Regions from separate parts of the Homo sapiens genome. Here region 1 is linked to region 2. A link is an interaction called in ENCODE POLR2A ChIA-PET data of the cell type or tissue named here. Cell type or tissue: PC-9. All regions are shown on one strand. Each heading gives the region's core, and the rest is flanking DNA. Links, peaks and the distances in the headings are about the cores only.

The links. ChIA-PET counts read pairs that join two places held together with the same protein. Peaks named below come from ENCODE experiments on the same cell type or tissue, not always from the same donor. Only the 100,000 strongest peaks of a DNase experiment are listed, where the experiment ranks them.
Region 1: POLR2A ChIA-PET joins it to region 2 with 7 read pairs; 3 of 35 experiments call an interaction of 5 or more read pairs at or near these places.

Annotation. Positions count from the first base shown.
Region 1 is chr6:18,281,181-18,289,094 of GRCh38, reverse strand. No RefSeq gene overlaps it. Among named protein-coding and RNA genes, the nearest start is that of DEK, 21 kb to the right of the region's middle. In PC-9, for the core only: no CTCF peak of the experiment used is centred there; no DNase peak of the experiment used is centred there.
Region 2 is chr6:18,427,853-18,435,766 of GRCh38, reverse strand. All of the region lies in intron 3 of RNF144B (ring finger protein 144B), which reads right to left. Among named protein-coding and RNA genes, the nearest start is that of RNF144B, 44 kb to the right of the region's middle. In PC-9, for the core only: no CTCF peak of the experiment used is centred there; DNase peaks (open chromatin) are centred at 3,376 and 3,996; H3K27ac peaks cover 2,867 bases.

The DNA of each region.
Region 1 (7,914 bases), core at 1,892-6,891, 150 kb after region 2:
GGATTACAGGCATGAGCCACCGTGCCCAGCTGACCTGTGCTTTTTTTTAAGATAGGTGAGTAGACTATGCTTATTTGCTAATGGAAAAGAGTCAATAGAGAAGAAGACGTTGAAAGTATTTGAGAGAAGAAAACTGATTAAGCCAAATCCCTAAACAAGGAGAGATGGAACCTTCAACCAGCGGGGAAAAGACACTCTTAAGCAGGAAAAGAAAATCTTCACTGAGATACTAACTTTCTCACAAAGTTAGGTTATTCAATTTTTAAATGTTAGTATTTTCTGTCTTTTCTGAAATAATATTAGGTAGTAATTTTATTTATTTATTTATTCATTCATTTTGGGACAGGGTCTCACTCTGTTGCCCAGGCAGCAGTGTAGTGGCACAATCATGGCTCATTGCAGCCTCAACCTCCTGGGCTCAAGCGATCCTCCTACCTCAGCCTCCCAAGTAGCTGGGACTACAGGTGCATGCCGCCACACCTGGTTAATTTTTGTATCTTTTGTAGAGACAGGTTTTCACTATGTTGCCCAGCCTGGTCTCAAACTCCTGGGCTCAAGCTATCAGCCTGCCTCAGCCTCTGAAAGTGCTAGGATTACAGGTGTGAGCCACTATGCCCAGCCTAGATAGTAGTATTTTTAATATCCTTACTTGAAAAAATTTAAATATGGCAAACTTTTAGTCCTTAAATTTTTTTTTTTTTTTTTTTTGAGACAGAGTCGCGCTCTGTCGCCCAGGCTGGAGTGCAGTGGCGCAATCTCGGCTCATTGCAAGCTCCGCCTCCCGGGTTCACGCCATTCTCCTGCCTCAGCCTCCCGAGTAGCTGGGACTACAGGCGCCTGCCACCATGCCCGGCTAATTTTTTTGTATTTTTAGTAGACACGGGGTTTCACTGTGTTAGCCAGGATGGTCTCGATCTCCTGACCTAGTGATCCGCCCGCCTCGGCCTCCCAAAGTGCTGGGATTACAGGCATAAGCCACTGCGCCCAGCCTAGTCCTTAAATTTTTAAAAAATTTTGCTATTCCTTCAAATCTAAATCCAGTTTCCCAATCTTAAGTATCTGTCTAGCTACTGACCCACCTCTCTCCTTTCTCTATGCTTTCCCTTTCTCCTAAGGGAGAAACATTTTTTTTTTTTTTATTGGCTGTTTACACTTTCCTTGCTTCCTTAACCTCATTAATCAATCCAACTACAGTCTTCCTTCTACCTGCATATCTCTACTGAAACTGCCTGTGGCTGAGCTCACACTAAGTTCCTAATTGCCAAAGCTACCGGAAATTTCTTTGTCATAATACATGACACTAATGACTATTCTTTTCATCTTAAATGTCTATAGTCCCTTTAACTCCCCGACTTCACTCTCTTCTAGTCTTCCTCCTACCCTCTGGCTACTCCTTCTCAGCCTCCTGTTGACTTCTCCTCTATGTCCTCAGGGTTCCATTGTTGAAGGTCTCTCCGCTTCACACTCCTGGGCTAACTCAGGGCATGGCTATTATCATCAGTCTGGGTTCTGACAATTCCTATATAATTATCTCCCACAATATTTACAACTCTATGAGGTAGATGTTACCTTTTCCCAGAGTTCAAACGCTGGTTTCCAGGCGAAGGAAATGAGGTTAAGAAAACTTAAGTAATCCGCAAGAAGTTCCATCATTAGGGAAGTATTCAGTCCACAACCTTCTGAATTCAGAGGTTATGATTATTTGACTCTAAAGCAATTGTTTTAAGGATAAAATAAGATAATGTATAAACATTTGCAGACTGAAACAAAAGGCTTATATGTTAATGAAATTCAGACATTTTATAGCAAAGAAAATTTTGTAAAGTCCAAATTCCCTTCTCTAATATCGTCTGTGTCTTGCTCTCTCCCTTCTCCCTGAAGTGGTAAAGCAAATCAGAATGCATTTCTTTTTTTTTTGGAACAGAGTCTTACTCTATCACCCAGGTTGGAGTGCACTGGTGCGATCTGGGCTCACCAGAACAAAATTACAGCTAGGAAAGAGGACTAAGTTCTAGTGTTCTATACCACTGTAGGATGACTCTAGTTAATAATAATACATAGTTTCAAACAGCTAGAAGGAAGATATTGAATGTATATAGTTTCAAATAGCTAGAAGGAAGATACTGAATGTTCCCGACATGAAGAAATGATAAATGTTTGAGATGATGGATATGCTAATTACTGTGATCTGATCACTATACATTATATGTATCACAACGTCACTATGTACTGCATGAATATGTACAATTATTTGTCGATTTTACAGTTTTTAAATAATAAAGCCAGAAGCAAGAAATAACCTAATACAAAAAGAAAATATATGACTTCAGCATTTATTAATAATGATAATAATTGATTTAAATAATCCTAGATTGTATCAACAAAAAACTAGGAAACGTGGGAGTTGGAGAGAGAGGTAGTAAATGTGCCAACTTTCCCATCTTGCAGAAATAAAGTTAATAAATACCGTTTTCTCCTGGCATTGATTAGGGAAAACATGCATATACATGTGCATATATATATATATATATATATATATATATACACACGCACACAAACAAAAACATTAGCATATACATATATACATACACACAAACAAAAACCCGAAAGGCAGCAGTAGTGGATATTTAAAATATGAGAACTACCTTCCAAACTATCACAGGGAAAGTGAGCAAACATAATAGTATTATCCAGATAACAAAAGAAACACTCTCAATAGCATGGGCAATTCTTATGATATATTGTTAAATTCTTTTAAAGTAGGTCAAAAAGCAAAATGCATAGAAAAAAGTGTCAATTCTGTAACAACAAAATTAGTACACATATATACTCACACACATTATTGTAGTAAATAACTATGAAAGTCATACCAAATTGTTAAATGTGGTTATCTCTGGATGGTAGATTTGGAGGTAGTTTTGATATTCATCTTTAAAGTCCTCTGTATTTTCCCAACCAAAAATGTAAAATAAGGCAATTGCCTGAAATGCTCCTTAACCTTTTTCATAAGCCTATTTATTTATTAGGGACAGGATCTTCCTCTATCGCCCAGGTTGGAGTGTAGTGGCATGACCATAGCTCACTGCAGCCTCAACTTCCCTGGCTCAAGCAATCTTCCTGCCTCAGCCTCCCGAGTAGCTGGGACTACAGGCGTGCACCACCACACCTAATTATTTATTTACTTATTATTTATTTATTTATTTTTGAGACATGTTGCCCAAGTGAGTCTGTTGCCCAAGGTGGAGTGCAGTGGCGCGATCTCAGCTCACTGCAACTTCTGCCTCCCAGGTTCAAGTGATTCTCGTGCCTCAGACTCCTGAGTAGCTGGGAGTACAGGCATGCGCCATCACACCCAGCTTATTTTTTTTTTTTTTTTTTTTGTATTTTTAGTAGAGATAGAGTCTCACTCTATTGGCCAGGCTGTTCTCAAACTCCTGGCCTCAAGTGATCTGCCCACCTCTGCCTCCCAAAGTGCTGGAATTACAGGCATAAGTCACCACACCCGCTCATCAATTTTTTAAAAATTTTGTAGATACAAGGTCTCACTATGTTGCCCAAGCCAGTCTCGAACTCCTGAGCTCAAGGGATCCTCCTCCCACCTCGGCCTCCCATAATACTGAGATTACAGCTGTGAGACACTGTGCCTGGCCCATAAGCCTATTTATAAATTTAAATTGATATAAAAACAATTTTAAATGTAATACTCTCCAAATACTCTTACCTCTTTCTGCTCACATGGTTTCCCAGAAAATATTTAAATGATGATAAAGTATGCTAATGGAGAATATGACTTTTTTTTTTTTTTCCTGAGACAGAGTCTTACACTGTCGCCCAGGCTGGAGGGCAGTGGCACGATCTCAGCTCACTGCAACCTCCACCTCCCAGGTTGAAGTGATTCTCCTGCCTCAGCCTCCCGAGTAGCTGAGATTACAGGTGTGTGCCACCATGCCTGGCTAATTTTTGTATTTTTAATAGAGGAGGGTTTCACTATGTTGGCCAGCCTGGTCTTGAACTCCTGACCTCATGATCCACCCACCTTGGCCTCCCAAAGTGCTGGGATTACAGGTATGAGCCACTATGCCTGGCTGAGAGTATGACTTTAGAAGAAAACAAATCATGACTAATTAAATATTATGGGGGAAAGTATTGTTAAAAGCAGTTGCTTGACTTTTTTTCCGTGTGTGTGTGTGTGTGTGTGTGTATGTGTGTGTGTGTGTGTGTGTGAAAAGCAAGGTCTTGCTATGTTGCCCAGGCTGGTCTCAAACTCCATGCCTCAAGCGATCCTCCCGCCTCTGCCTCCCTAAGTGGCGGGATTACAGGTGTGAGCCACCATACCTGGCTAGCTTGAAAATTTAAAGCAAGATTTCATGAGGCATTAATTACGCACTCTCCAAAAAAGGGGACAAAGGTGGGAAGGGGCACACATTCTGTCAACGTTCCCAAGCTGCAGACCAGGAAGCTGACCCCTGCCAAGAGAATGGCTGAGGGCCAGTTGCTTTCTGTACTAGGCCCAAAGTAGAGCCTTTCAAAGTGTTTACAAAGGTTTTCTATGAACCTCCTAATTCAGAGAATAGCCTTTGCCTTTCGGGATATGGAAACAAATGCATTGGAAGAATGGTAGTGAAAGAGAAAGAGAGCCCTCTCCAGATGCAAGGCTTTCTCCTAGGGTAGAAGTGTTAAGATTCCATTGTAATGAGGCAATTGTTCACCTCTTCATGTAAGAAATAACATAGGCCATAATAAATAACAAAGCATAATAAATAACAAAGGCCAAAAGAAGCAGATTAAAATGTATAAATTCTGGCCAAGCCTGTAATCCCAGCACTCTGGGAGGCCAAGGCGGGCTGATCACCTGAGGTCAGGAGTTCAAGACCAGCCTGGACAACATGGTAAAACCCTGACTCTACTAAAAACACAAAAAAATTAGCCAGGCATGGCACCTGTAATCCTGGCTACTTGGGAGTCTGAGGCAGGAGAATCGCTTGAACCTGGGAGGCAGAGGTTGCAGTGAGCCGAGACTGTACCATTGCACTCCAGCCTGGGCAATAAGAATGAAACTCCATCTAAAAAAAAAAAAAAAAAAAAAAAAAAAAAAATATATATATATATATATATATATATATATATATAAAAATTCATGGAACTGAAGGTAAAATTTGTACTACTGCTAAATTGTTAGATTTGTCTCAGATTAATAAATATTTTGTATAGAACAATGACTCTTGAACCCTACCAGACTAATGTTCATTTTTAAAACAAATATTTTGTGAGCTACCCCTTTTATATCTTGAAGTGAAATAGAAAATATAGCCAAATACATACATACTTTAAAAACAAAACAATTCAACCTCCTGATTATAACATAAAGGAGACATAAAGTAAATTCTAATAAAGTAGTATACATTTTAATTTACATAAAGTAAATTCTAATAAAGTAGTACACATTTTAATTTATAACTGCTCTGGCAGGATGATGACACTAAAAGACAGAACTCCTAAAAAGCCTCGAATAAAAAGTTATCGTGCAGTAAAGAATCACCTGCAAAGTGCAGTGGCTCATGTCTATAATTCCAGCACTTTGGGAGGCCAAGGTGGGCGGATCACTTGAGGTCAGGAGTTTGAGACCACCCTGGCCAATATGGCAAAACCCCATCTCTACTAAAAATACAAAAATTAGCCGGGTGTGGTGGTATGAGCCTGTAGTCCCAACTACTCCAGAGGCTGAGGCAGGAGAATGGCTTGAACCTGGGAGGTAGAGGTTGCTGTGAGCTGAGATCACACCACTGCACTACAGCTGGGTGACAGAGCAAGACTCTGTTTAAAAAAAAAAAAAAAAAATGCAATGGAGAGTGTGCAAATTTATCATATTATAGATGTCTTGTAAATCACCAAAAGTTTATGAAATTATTTTTTTAAATGTATGTTTAAAGACATCTTGATTATTAAGGATTCATTCTGCTTTGGAACACATTTTTTATTTTTTAACCATTCAACATTTATTATGTCCTACTATGTGCTATCCCTGGGGATACAGAGATGAAAAAAAAAAAAAACCATGCTTCCTACTCTCAAGGAGCTCACAGTCTAATGAGGGAGACTGACAAATAATTAGACAATGACAATACAGTGCACTAAGTGCTGTGATTGAGGGAAATTTTGAGGTAACACCTGAATTATCTTGAAGTTCATGTATGAGATATAAAAACACACCTTTTTGCTATTATTTTCTAGGCTTGTGTATATGCATGTAAATTCATAGTAAAACATCTGGAAGGATCACACCAAACTAAACATTTCTATTCCACAAGTATTTCCTAAATGTGTCAAGTGCTTTTCTAGGCATTTGGGATATATCACCAAACATAACAGACCAAGATCTCTGCCCTAGTTGCAAAGTCTTTTCAGAATTAGGAAATAGCTCAGATATCTTTTTTTTTTTTTTTTTTTTTTAGAAGGAGTCTTGCTTTGTTGCCCAGGCTGGAGTGCAGTGGTACGATCTTGGCTCGCGGCAACCTCAGCCTCCCAGGTTCAAGCGATTCTCCTGCCTCAGCCTCCTGAGTAGCGGGGACTACAGGCACGTGCCACCACACCCGACTAATTTTTGTATTTTTAGTAGAGACTGGGTTTCACCATGTTAGCCAGGATGATCAGGAGATCTCGTGATCCACCCACCTTGACCTCCCAAAGTGCTGGGATTATAGGCGTGAGCCACCACGCCTGGCCAGATATCTTAAAATGAGTATATAATCATCTATAGACTCACTCCACAGCTTGTATCTATTAGGGAAGCAATGTGGAATGTTAGAAGGGTATGCAACCTTGATCAAGATGCTCCCTTCTCTGAATCACAGATCTGTATAAAGGGAATAATAATGGCTACTTCTTAGGTCCGTAAAGATATTTTCTTAATGTAGGTAAAGTACCTCAATAAATGGTAGTAAATTGTGGTACTAGCAAGAATATCTCTCTAAATGTTCTCTCAAGATTGAATTCAATCCTTTCAGTGCCTATATATGAGGACAAATTATTTTACAACTAGTGAGAGTAGATCTTCAAGACAGATGATCTTGAAAGACAAAAGCATCAAGAAGTAGGACTTCCAGGCCAGGTGTGGTGGGTTGTGCCTGTAATCCCAGCACTTCAGGAGGCCAAGGCCGGAGGAATGCCTGAGCCCAGGAGTTCGAGGCTGCAGTGAACTATGATTGTGCCACTGCACTCCAGTCTGGGTAACAGAGCAAGACACTGTCTCTTAAATAAAAAGAAGAAGAAAGAAGAAGAAGAAAGGAGGAAGGAGGAAGAGGAAGAAGAGGAAGAGGAGGAGGAAGAGGAGGGAGAGGACGAAGACAAGGAAGATGAAGAAAAGTAGGAAGAAGAAGAACGAAGAAGAAGGAGAAAGAAGAAGAAAAGAAGAAGAAGAACAACAACAAAAAACTAGTACTACTACTGCCAGGAGAAGCTTTAATTAATAAGATTTTGAGGCTGGACACAGTGGCTCACACCTATCATCCCAGCACTTTGGGAGGCCAAGGCAGGTGAATTGCTTGAGCTCAGGGCTTTGAGACCAGCCTGGGAGCCTGGACCAGTGTGGACTTGGCTGGCTGAATATGTTTGCTCCCGGCCAAAATGGCAAAACTCAGTCTCTACAAAAAAAAAAAAAAAAAATAGCCAGGCATGGTGGTGCACACTTGTGGTACCAGCTACTCAGGAGGCTGAAGTAGAAGGATTGCTTGAGCCCAGGAGGTCAAGGCTGCAGTGAACCTAGATGGCGTCACTGCACTCCAGCCTGGGTGACAGAGCGAGACCCTGTCTCAGGAAAAAAAAAAAAAAAAAAAAAAGAAAAGGAAATAGAATTTTGAGAGCTAGAACCTCCAGTGATAGTTTCCATTAGTTCATATGAAAATCTCCGGGATAGGG
Region 2 (7,914 bases), core at 2,001-7,000:
CGATAGTTTGCTGAGAATGATGGTTTCCAGCTTCATCCATGTCCCTACAAAGGACATGAACTCATCATTTTTTATGGCTGCATAGTATGTTAACTTTTTAATGTGGTTAAGGTGGTATCTGCCAGCTTCTCTATCATTTGGAATTAACAATTACCTTGTAGGGAGATATTCTGAAACTACGCAAAATCCTGTTTCTAATCAAACTTTGCCCACTAATTTTTGTATCCACTGACAATTCTTGCCAAAAATAATTATTACTGTAATATTTGCTTAGTGATTTTTCTATTTCTATCATTCATTTTGTACTTGGTGATTAAAATTCCACTGTAAGAAAAAGCTGTCCCTTCTCTATTTATTCATTTTTTAAATTTCAGTCAGCATAGACTGCAGACATTTATTTTATTCAGTGGCTTCTAATTCATTACTAACCAAATCCATATTCGAGCAGTAAAAGCAAAGCTCCCTAGGTATATTCTCAGCTATCAAGAGACCACTACCCTGAGATCAACTACTTAATGGTCTTTAATTTAAAGTTAATTTTTGCTACTTCTTCTTTGAAAGCTGTGCTAATTTATTTATTGTTAAACAGAAATTTCTCTCTCCTATCCAAGCACAAAAGACAACTTTTGGTCCTCATGATCATTCTAGAAACTCTTTCCAAAGGTGGGGGAAAACACCCAAACTTTAATTCAAAGATAAAATAAATTCAGTTTCATGTTAATAGAATAAGAGCAATAATATCAGAATAATGACAACAAAAGCTACTAATTGTCCACAATCACTATTTTGTTTTGTTTCATTTCTGATAAAAATGAACCTTATGATCCTTATTAAATACTCAATTCTGGCCAGGCAAGGTGGCTTACGCCTGTAATCCTAGCACTTTGGGAGGCCGAGGCAGGTGGATCACGAGGTCAGGAGATTGAGACCATCCTGGCTAACAAGGTGAAACCCCATCTCTACTAAAAATACAAAAAATTAGCTGGGCGTGGTAGCAGGCGCCTGTAGTCCCAGCTACTCAGGAGGCTGAGGCAGCAGAATGGCATGAACCTGGGAGGCGGAGCTTGCAGTGAGCCGAGATCGCACCACTGCATTCCAGCCTGGGCGACAGAGCAAGACTCTGTCTAAAAAAACAAACAAACAAAACAAAAACACTCAGTTCCTACTCAGCTGAATGTCTTTGCTTTTCCATTTCATCCCTAGCAGAGCATATCCAGGGAAGCCAGACCACACCTACACACGGGAGTGCTGTAACTGTTACACACAACTGTGATTTAATCTCTCTAACGTCCACAACCAAGAAGAAATGAAAAGTGAGGCACACCTGTTAATCAGTATTAACCACGATCATAATATTTAAACAAGCATCACCATCTACACTAACACTGACCTTACCCCCTCTCAGAAAAAAACAAAGCAAAAAAGGGAGGCAGAAAGTGAAGCCTGCTCACCACAAAAGTATTTATGCCAAAAGTGGTGTGTGTTCCCATATGAAGTGTTAATAAATACAATGTATATTGCTTTTTAGTTAAGAAAAAAAGACTCAATTAAAAAAATGAAACAGAAATTGGGGATAGGCTTTAGAGAACTGCTACCCATCAGAGTCCGGAAAGCCCAAACAGAAGGAAAAAGCGCCCAGACTTTACTTAGGTTTGGTCCTTCAAATCATGCTTCTGCTACAGTTGCTTTAAAAATTAAACAGGCTGAACAAATAATAAAACATATCAGAACATCTGGAGATGGAATTGACCACTAGTAAGTGGATCATTACAACCTGTCAAGGTTTGGGCAATTTGGGGGATGCTATGACTTGCAAAATCCAGGGCAGGGGAAATAACACTCACTGTGCGGATCAATGTCTAATCACATTAACATAGGAACTAAAAATGTTTTCACAACGCAGAGAACGAGAGCTGCTCTTCCTAACAGAGGAGAAAAACAGCACATTCACCCATTCACCTGAGTGAAACTAACAAGCTGAAGTCTCTCACCTGAATACTAGATTAAAAATCCTGATTGGAAACCATATGTGGGCATCACTGTCTGAGAGGCAGAAGGCAAGAAATGGAATTCCAGGGCCACTGATCTTCGCAGTCCACTGTAGAGGGCAGCTTTCACTGGTCTTTGTTTCACATGTGCTATAGAAGTCTCTGTACATTATCTAACCAAGATCATCTTTCCATATATCATCCCGTCTTTTCTCCCTCCACTCAGTCATAAGTAAAAAGGGACATATCCATACACTCATGTGACACATTCAACTCACTGTGGCTTAGTTTTCTATGTGCCATTAGTTAAAGAATTTTCTTAGAAACCTTATTACCCACTTATACAGTTTTAAGTACATTTTAAAACAAAGTTTTAACTACTTTCTAAAATGTGATTCAGCCAGGAAACTCAAAAATATCTATTAACTCTGGCTTGGCGGATTCCTCTAACCCCACCATCTCAAAGGTTTACTTTTCTCCAGCCAACACGTATTGCAGCCAAAGGTTATTACAGACACACTCATCCCTTCCCATTCAGATCCTTACACCACAGTAACAGGAATATGGCCTCTTGCCTGGGCATTCTCACCCTTCCTTTGCCCTAGCTTCCCACCATGATAATGGGAAGGAAGAATGTTAAGAGATGGCAAGTGGAGGCAGAGGATTTGGGAAGAACACCTGGATTCCCTATCACTGTAGCCAACTTTCCCAAAGCCACCCAACTAAATATGCAATCTGAGTAAAAACTGTATTTATTTTGCAAACATAGCTTCAAATTCCCCAGTACTCGATCCCTCCTCCACCATACCTCCACCCCAGGTCTCCAGAATGCCCTGCCCTAACTCCCTTCTTACAGAAATTCTGAAGCCTCCATTCAGCTGCACCCACCCTTTCTCTGGTGCACACTGCGGCACTAGCAGTAAAAGGCAGGCTGGTCATTTCAGTGCTCCAGGGCTTAGAAAGAAGATTAGTGAGTGAGAAGCTCTTCCCTGCCCTCCACTGACACCTAGCAATTGGAAGAAGTTAAAACTCTCAGGCCATGTAATGGCAGGTACTATTCAAATAGGAATATGCACTCACCACTCAAAATTCGCACAGGCCAGACAAATGGTTCAAACTTTCCCAGGAAGTGATGGATGCTACTTCAATAACACTACATGGGAACTGCTTAAATTAGACATCACCTTTTTTAACAGGGCTACTAACTTCAAGCAAGGGCTTCGCCTGAAGTAATGCTATTGGAATAAACAATCTGTGTCCTGCCTCTCATAATTTCATGTTGGACATGATTACAAGATCAAGTACATTGGAAAAGCTCTGCAGAGCAAAAGCTAAAAGTACCAGATGATGCAATAGAGGAAAGTTTTACTTTTCCCTGGCTCCTAGTGTGTTCACCTCTAGCCACAAGTCCTCCTGAGTCACTGTCTCTCACCAGCTTCCATGACACTGAAAGGGAAGCTGCCGTTTTCTACCATTTCCTATACAAGGGAACAGTAGAGTCATCCCTCAGTATCTGAAGGGCACTGGTTCCAGGACCTCCCGCAGATACCAAAATCTTCAGATGCTTAAGTCTCTGATATAAAATGGGGTAGTACTAAAATATAACTTATGCACATCCTCTCTCCTGTATAGTTCAAATCATTTTTAGATTACTTATAATACCTAATACAATGCAAATGCTAGGTAACTCATTATACTATATTGTTTAGGGAATAATGACAAGGAAAGTCTGCACGTGTTCAGTAAAAATATTTTTTCTGAGTATTCTCCATGGGCAGTTGAATCCCCAAATGCAGAACCCATGGACACTGAGGTTCAATTGTACTTGAACTGGGCATTAAGTGCGTCACTAAGGAGGCTACTCTTCATAGATAAAATTTAGGAGGCATAATCACAGCTGAGCCAATTTGGAAAAATCAAGAAGGCAGGTACATGGAGCACAGCCAACTCTGTAAGCTAGACCTGCACAAGGAAGCACTCAGAGGAAAGAGCTTACATTCCTGCCATCCTTTGAAGATGAAGAAATGTTAGACTTAAATGCATTTGGTAAGACAGAGAAGAATGAAGAATCACGTGTTGTAATATAAATAGCAGCAAGACAAAGAGAACCAGGCTTAATCAGAATTATTTTTAACAAGCAAAGTATATTTATGTGTTACCTGTGTAATTAAGCATTTTTTAAAAGGCAGAAGGAAGTAGTAGTCATTGAGATAGAACCTAGTCAAGCATATGTGAATGAACCCCATTGTGGTATACTCAGTAATATATAGATTATAAGCCACATGTTATAACTGTATGCAATAAAATCTTGATCTAAAGCAAGTTAGAAATGAAGGTGGTACAGTCCAATTCATGTGTGTGGTATTTACTTTCAAAGGAGGAGGCCTATGTAAACTGATGCAGCTACCCATATCTCCAATATAATCTTCTATTCCATTTTCAACTCAAAATGATTATCAATTACCACTACCACGTATTTTTATCACTGAAAAAGACAGTAGCAAGTTGATAGAGAACATTTGATTCTTTTTTTTTTATTTTTTATTTTTTTTTGAGATGGAGTCTCGCTGTGTCACCCAGGCTGGAGTGCAGTAGTGCAATCTCAGCTCTCTGCAACCTCCACCTCCTGGGTTAGGCTGTGTAAGCCCTGCTGGGATTACAGGTGCCCACCACTATGCCTGGCTAATTTTTTTGTCTTTTTAGTAGAAAGGGGTTTCACTGTGTTAGCCCGGATGGTCTCGATCTCCTGACCTCATGATCCGCCCACCTCAGCCTCCCAAAGTGCTGGGATTACAGGCGTGAGCCACTGCACCTGGCCTCCTTTTGTAATTTTTAAGACTCATTATGGGTTTGTCTGGTTTTAATGCACAAAAGTAAAATGCTTTTATAGTAAAACTGGATAAAGAGAACCAGAAGGACAGAGAAGGGATAGAGTGGGGAAAGGATAAGGAGAACAAAGGAGGGGGGAAATACAAAGAGAAAATGTCTATTCAAAGAAAATGAAGCCAGATGTGGTGGTTCACACCTGTAATCCCAGAACTTTGGGAGGCTGAGGCAGTAGGATTGCTTGAGCCCAGGCTGGAAAACATAGAGAGACCCTCTCTTTAAAAAAAAAAAAAAATTAAAAATTAGCCAGGCATGGTGGTGCACATCTGTAGTCCCAGCTACTTGGGAGGCTGAGGTGGGAGGATCGCTTGAGCCTGGGAAGTTGAGCTGTGATTGTACCACTGTACTCCAGCATGGGCAACAGAGGAAAACCAGGTTTTAAAAAAGAGAGAGAGAGAGAGAGAGAAAGCAAGAAGCAAGAAAAAAAGAAAATGAGAAGACTACTTAAGCTCTGCTCTAGAGAACTGCAAGACAGACACTATAGCCTGTCCTGATCCACTTACCTGGGCACACTGGCCCCTTACATTAGATACTCAAAATGTCAGTGCCTAGTGGCTACCATTTACTGAAAATTCTAAAACACTATGCATTTGAACTTTCTGCACTGATGGAAGTATTTTATTCTGTGCTGTCCGGTCTGGTAACCATTAGCCACATGTGACTGCTGAACACTCAGCAATTACTGACTAGCATGATTGAACTAAATTTTTAATTTCATTTAAATCAGTCTAGGTTTAAATAGCCACATGTGGCTAGTGGCTACTGGATTAGTCAGCACAGGTCTAGAATACAGGAATCCGATAAATGTCATGGACTTTTTTTGAAATTTCACCAAGCTATTCACTTATGTTTAATAGATTTTATGTGCATGAATTCACTAAGATTTCATAGCAGACACAGCTCCTGTTGCCTGCCCCACTTCTTGCATTTCACTTTTATAATTATCTGACTCGTTATAAGTTGACTGTCTCTCTGCTGGACCAGAAGCTCCATAAGAAGAGCACTAGCGGGCCTTTCTTATTCTCCTCTCCAGCCCAGCCTGGAATGGGGCCAGGCACACACTGTGGTCTTTATTAAGACTTGCTGACCCATCAGACACCTGAGAAGCAAGTCAAAAAGGAAGTGTCTTTCCTGGAAGGATTATGCATAGAAAGATACACCCAAATACCCAAGACTCATTTTAAAAACAATTCTGAAGTGACACAGATCAACAATATTCTTAGTAACTAGTCCAATTTCTCTCCACTATAGCTCTTTTTACCCTACAAAAGTCAATAATATATCTCTCCACAGGGTTTACATACTCGATATTACCTTTTTACCAAAAAAGTTATTCCATGATTTTCTTAAATCACTTCTAAACAGATATTCCTTTTATACTTCCCTAAAAAACGTTATATCTCACTTGTAGCACTCAGCCACTAATCAATAAATTGAACACAGGATGCCCAGACACAAATTGTTAAAAACTGTCTATACTAACTTTCTGACTGCTTCACTTACAAAGCAAAGGATATATATGTAAAAGAATATATATTCATAAACAAAGCATGTACAGTATATATATCTATACACACACACACATCTACATGTGTGTCTGCACACACACACAAATTGAGCTTCCAATTATTAAGTCCTTTATCATACATTCTATCTACCTACCTAGTTCTATGCCCCCATTCCCATTTTTTTTAAGAGATGAAATCTCACTCTATTGCCCAGGCTGGAGTGCAGTGATGTGATCAAGGCTTACTGGAGCCTTGACCTTCAGGGCTCAAGCAATCCTCTCACCTCAGCCTCCAGAGTAGCTGGGACTATAGGCATGCACCACTATGCCTGGCTAATTTTCTAATTTTTATTTTTGTAGATATGGGGGTCTTGCTATATTGCCCAGGCTGGTCTCAAACTCCTGAACTCAAGCAATCCTTCTGCCTTGGCCTCCCAAAGTGCCAGGATTACAGGTGTGAGCCACAGCACCTGGCCAACCTAATTCTACTCAAAGCCACGTAATTATGGCAGTCAGAAAGCAATGGATTAGAATCCTATCTCTTCTACTTTCTAGATATGTGGTTTTGGGTAAGTTACTTAAACCTTCTGGGCCTCAGTTTCCCTATCTGAAAGCAACACCCAATTTCATGAGGTCTGTTGAGAGGATTAGGTAGTATACTGGCAATGAAAACAACTGGGGGGTGGTGGTGCCTGGTGCAAAGCAGGTGTTCTGTGTTTGCTAAATGAACAACTGATTTCATCTGTTTCTTGGGATGTCGTTCAGAGGCTTACAAACACCCTAAGAATAAACAAGAGTTCATTATATTCTAATTTAAAGTGAGCAGAGTCTGAAGATTTAAAGGCAAACCAATAACCGGTGATTGAACAAACGAGGGGATATGAAAAAAAAAGAAAAAGATTTCAGATGCCTGCTACAGATCAATTGAAAGGTCTCTACTCTTTGGAAATGGTTCAACTCAGGCTATCATTGTGGAATCACAATAGTTTATATTTTCCATAACTGCAGCTAATCCATGGTCTATTTATCTTTAGGGTATTACAATTTACAAGACCATTCACTATTCAGCCTCTGTATGTGTCCATTCTCACACTGCTATGAAGAAATACCCAAGACTGGGTATTTAATTGACTCACAGGTCTGCAGACCTGGGAAGGTCTCAGAAAACTTACAATCATGGTAGAAGAGAAAGCAAACACATCTTTCTTCACATGGCCGCAGCAAGGAGTAGTGCTGAGCAAAGGGCAGGGAAGCCCCTTATAAAACCATCAGTTCTCAGGAGAACGCACTATCACGAGAACAGCATGGGGGAACCGCCCCCATGATTCAATTATCTCCACCTGGTCCCACCCTTGACACGTGGGGATTATTACAATTCAAGGTGAGATTTGGGTGGGGACACAGAGCCAAATCATATCAGCCTCCTAACTTCACATTTGGTAAATTTGATTTCTGGTACTTTGCCTATTCTATAGCTTCTTCAACACTCAAGATGGTATATGTAAATAGAACTGAGATAAATGACAGCTTTAA